Linked DNA regions of Homo sapiens: region 2 is linked to region 1. Evidence: read pairs that join two places in POLR2A ChIA-PET (ENCODE). Cell type or tissue: GM12878. All regions are shown on one strand. Region 1 overlaps KIAA0232. Region 2 overlaps TBC1D14 (TBC1 domain family member 14).

Region 1 (2,500 bases):
GTTGGAACAGCAGCTTCTTACGTAACTGCTAGCATACTGCCTGGCATTGAAGCAGGCCCTCAGAAAGGGTAGGAATGATCACATTCAAGTATTCAGAAAGAGGATGTCGGTGAGGCCTACAACAATTAAAGTGGGCCACAACTGAGCCTTGAAATTCCAGATTTATTCCACAAGTTTAGTGAGTACTACCTGTGAGGCCTGAGAGCCTGTGTGAGGACACCAAGACACACATGTTATGCTCACAGAATGGAAAACTAACTAGAGCTGTGATCACCAGAAATGCAGCGTAGAAAAAGCCAGGGAGGCTGGTTTCAGGGGGCTTGAAAATGAGAAAGTATTTTTGATTTGCTAGGAAACTGGGGGCCACTGAAGATTTCAGAGCAGAACAGATTGCAAAGGGCAGAATTTAAAGTCACATTGGCTACTGGGGACTGTTGTTTCAGAGGCAATGCTCAAGGTCACACATGAAGTGGTAAAAGGCCATGTTTTCAAAGGGCCTGAACTTGATTCTCTTTCTCAGTCTATGTCAGAGTTGACCAACAGAAATATATTTTGAGCTTCATATGTAATTTTAAGTGTTCTAGTAGGCACATTAAAAACATAAGAAATAGGTGAAATGCACTCCAGTAATATATTTAACTAAACTCCTGATATTATCATTTCAACATGTAATCAATACTTTAAAATGTTTAATACTTTACTTTTTTTTATATATAGTCTTTGAAATCCAATGAGAATTGTCCACTGACAGCACATCACGGTTTGAACCAGCCCCATTTCAAGTGCTCAGTAGTCACACATGGCTTACAGCTTCTGTGCTGGATAATACAGGTCTATACAAACCAAGGAAATGCTATTTTTTTCTTAGGTTTCAGAGGTTCGAAAGATTAAAATAAAATGTATAATAGGGAAGTCTGTTTATAATGCAGATTATTTTAAGACTATTTACGAACAAAAAAATAAAAGTATCTTTAGGAAGCAGGTTTGGCAGGTCAAGGATTGCCTATGTTCCCTCTGCAGTAAACAGTGGGAACTCAGTGTTCTTGCTTGTGAACATGGATAATCATTTCTTTTCTTTCTTGTTTTTTTTTTTTTTTTTTTTTTTAATAAGACAGAGTCTCGCTCTGTCGTCCAGGCTGGAGTGCAATGGCACAGTCTCAGCTCACTGCAACCTCTGCCTCCCGGGTTCCAGAAATTCTCCTGCCTCGGTCTCCTGAGTAGCTGGGATTACAGGCATGTACCACCATGCTCAACTAATATTTGAGACTGGGTTTCACCATGTTGACCAGGCTGGTCTCAAACTCCTGACCTCAGGTGATCCACCTGCCTTGGCTTCCCAAAGTGCTGGGATTACTGACATGAGCCACTGTGCCCGGCTGATAATCCTAATTTCTCACAGCTGTCTCAAAGGGCTGTTGTGAATATTAAAGGTAATAGTACATACATAGACTTAGCAAATAATAACCTTCTATGTTTCACTCATTTGTTCCACAAATATTGAATATGAACACCAAGGACAGAACCATCTTGTTTCACCTTTGAATTCTCAGTGTCAAGCATATAAGCGCTCGATAAATGTTTCTTACATTATATATAATGAAACTAAACAAGATGACAAACAGAAAACGGAAACCATGTAGCAGTTATTCATCTGATTTTAACAAATGCACACTTTATTACCGAATACAATCTTACATACATTTCCACTTGATCCTTTGCTGGAGGGGATAATTCTGCCTCTGGAGAGGGAGACCCCTCTAACTTTTTGTGAATCTTCTCTTCTGTTATGAAACAAAAATTAAGAAAGATTTGTCTTATATCTAGTTAATAAATGCTAATGTATTTCAAAGTTTCTCAACTAATTTTAACAAGAAATAGAGACTTTGGTGCTTAAAAGGCAAACTCAATACCGATCTTTTTAATAAAAATCTATTTTTTCAGTGTGCCAGAGGGAATTCTCCGATTAAACCACATTAGCATTAGGCCAAGAGGTGAGAGTTGTTCATCTCGTCACTGATACAGTGCTCTAGAGGCACTTAATTAAGAGACTGAAGTCCCCTGTGTACTTATTAATTAGACCAGAAGGACAGAACATCTGTTTAGATTCCAAAACTATTTTCTCACAAAATTCTACACTCATAGACTTTACATTGACTCATCTTGACCAAAACTAATCTGTAAAGAATATTCTTTATTACAATTTGCTCTATTACTTAACATGTAGGTGAGCAAGGGCTATTTCAACTGAAACAGGAAAAAGGGCTATCCCTTAGTTTAGCCTAGGATACTGCCTTAGGTTACAAATCAACTGTGCCCTTAAGAGGCAGGCTCAAGGCTTGGTGGGCAGCAAAATGACCATAAAGAGGGCAAGGAAACAAGGATCCTCACCCTTAATATGAAGGTCTCGTTCTTAGGGATTGCAAACAAGTTAGAAAAAGTATGAGGAGGATTCATATATCGAAATAACTAAATAAGCTTGCCAAGTCTGTGTTTTCAAAAA
Region 2 (2,500 bases), 84 kb before region 1:
AAAAGAAACATATTTAGATTTAAAAGTTAAGTGTGCCAGATCCCTTTATTACTTTTTTTAGATTCACATTCACTCAAGGTTATCTGCTGACCACCTGCACCGGCTCGGAAAACCACAGGAGGACGGTGTGGCCCCAGCTCTCCAGAAGCTCAAGGTTCCAGGAGGGGGCGGGGAGTGGGCTAGTGTGGTCTCAAAGAAGTCCAGGGACTGTGGGGTCCACATTAGAGGTCTGGGAGAGGTTGGGGTGATCAAAGAAGGCTTCCTAGAGGAGGTGTCACTTAAGCTGAATCCTAAGGGACAAACAAGAATTTGCCCGGGAGAGGCAGCAGAACAGGCAAGGTGCAGAGGCAGGGCGTCACTGGCTCTGAGCACTGGCACCACTGGTGGCCAGAGATGCAGGCAGCAGCCAGATCCTGCACGCCCCGTAGGCCACACCAACTGGTCTGGACTTCATCCTCCAGGTGGTGGGAACTATCACTTGGGCAAGAGAATGAGAGGGGTATTCAACTAATCGGTTTCAGGCATTTAATTCTCAAGAAGAAGGGAGAGGGGCAGAGGGAGGAAGGAAAAGACATCACAGCCGAGGCTCCCAGTTATTCACCAAACCCATTTCCTCGTTGTCCTGGGCGCAGTCCTCTTTCCTGGCTTCCCTCACAGGTAGGGGCAGCATTCCAGCCAATTAACTCTGAGTGGAGTTGTGTGTGCCGCTTCAGGCACGGCTGGCTCTCAGAACTCCCACACTGGTCCCTACACACGCTCTCCCCTGCTTTGGTGTAATACCGAACAACCCAGCAAGCTTCTGCTGAAAACGATGGGGCCACAGGACGGAAGGAACCTAGGGGAGCATGGCCTGGAAATCAACCTCCGTTGTGTTTGAAGCTTTATGTATATTTCAAGTTTGTTACAGCAGCGAACATTCATCCACCTAACTAGATATTAATGTATTTGTCCCAGGAATTTTGCCTGCCACTCAATTTCTTCTGCTTTAAAAATAACTGCTCTCAAACGAACCTCTAAAAGGGATAAAATCTATCCCAGGCAAAAAACTTACAGTGAATGAACAGCCAGGTATTAGGGTAAGGGTGACCCAGGAGATATGGTTCCTCATCCCACCCACTGGCCCCTCACCTTCCTTCTTCCTCGTGCCTGGTTCTGCAGGATGTGGGGGCGGGGAAGGCAGAGCCCACTCCTTTTGACCCGCCTTCCCCGCCTCACTCCTCCCACCACAGAAAATGTGTTTAACACCCAGATCTGAAACCTAAAAGGAGGTCAGAGCTTAAAGCTAACCTCTAACTTTCAAACGCCTATAAACATGTACCTGTAACACTTGGTACCCAGAGCCTGGGTTGTAAAAGCCTCTTGCTAGAGGCAAGGGGGAATGAACAGGAAAACTGGACTGAAACTGGACTGCTGTGGGGCCCAAAAGGGCTATTCTGCAACTCTAGATGACTCACCATTCTTCCATATACAGAATCTTACAGGATTCTTGAGATAAACCACAGCTATTCACAACAAAGAATCAGCAAAACTGGAGTTGAAACAGCTCGCAGTTACAAACCCAGCTCGCTCAACATAAACAGGAACTGATTTGATGTGGCAATCTAGTAAGATGTGTGCACATGAAAAATACAGAAGGCATGAAATAATTCAGTGTTACTTGTACTGAATATTCTAAAAATAAAAAAGATGTGTAAATATTTTAAATAATCTCCTATTTAAGATAGGAAATAGGAGGAAACCGTTTTAATTACTGCATTATTCTATGATATTTTCCACTAACATCTGAAAAGCAGAACAGATTCTATCCCTATCTGGGCAAAGGGAAGTTAATTTATGAGTAGCAAGTGGCTGATGGCTGAAGAACTGCTTTGCAGGAATGGGCTTGCCCATGGGTTTCTCAAAGCCCGTGTATTCCTGTGGTCCCACACCAGTTCTCCTGCATTTCATACTGAATCGCCACCTCCCAGGCTGAACCTAACCTCACCTAGGGCAGAAGGAAGGTGGGCTGGCAAAGGACCTAAACACACACCTGGAGCCTCCAGGAAGATGGGCGTACTGTTTCCTGAGGCTGCCTGCAAGCCTGAGGAAGTTCCATGAACACAGGAGGTCTGACGTATCTGGAGCAAATTCATTCTCCTTTTACCCCATCCCACAAAACAACCTTGCCCTCTGTGCATTTTCTAAGGACATCAACACCTTCCAGAAACCAGGGCAGAAACACTGCCTTGTCTGTGGGACAAGTCACAGGAACAGATGTGCAAGCTGAGGAAGGTCTTTTTTGGTTCAGTTCACGCCATTCCTGAATGTTACTGACACTCCACAGCTTCACAGCAAGTGTCTGCCTTCCCCACAGGAAGACGATGTCAGGAGCAACATAAAGTGGTAAGAACTTAAAGAGCTGCTTTTGGCCGGGCGCAGTGGCTCATGCCAGGAATCCCAGCACTTTGGGTGGCCAAGACGGCAAATCACCTGAGCTCCGGAGTTTGAGACCAGCCTGGCT

Evidence for each region. Peaks named below come from ENCODE experiments on the same cell type or tissue, not always from the same donor. Only the 100,000 strongest peaks of a DNase experiment are listed, where the experiment ranks them.
Region 2: POLR2A ChIA-PET joins it to region 1 with 7 read pairs; 3 of 35 experiments call an interaction of 5 or more read pairs at or near these places.

The regions. Positions count from the first base shown.
Region 1 is chr4:6,857,706-6,860,205 of GRCh38, reverse strand. It overlaps KIAA0232, which reads right to left. Exons shown (of 10, transcript NM_014743.3): 6 at 1,700-1,781. Among named protein-coding and RNA genes, the nearest start is that of TBC1D14, 51 kb to the left of the region's middle. In GM12878, no CTCF peak of the experiment used is centred here; no DNase peak of the experiment used is centred here.
Region 2 is chr4:6,941,391-6,943,890 of GRCh38, reverse strand. The region is part of intron 2 of TBC1D14 (TBC1 domain family member 14); the gene reads right to left. Among named protein-coding and RNA genes, the nearest start is that of TBC1D14, 33 kb to the right of the region's middle. RefSeq lists enhancers at 1-147, 148-973, 1,518-1,587. In GM12878, no CTCF peak of the experiment used is centred here; a DNase peak (open chromatin) is centred at 1,410; H3K4me3 peaks cover 1,060 bases; H3K27ac peaks cover 1,589 bases.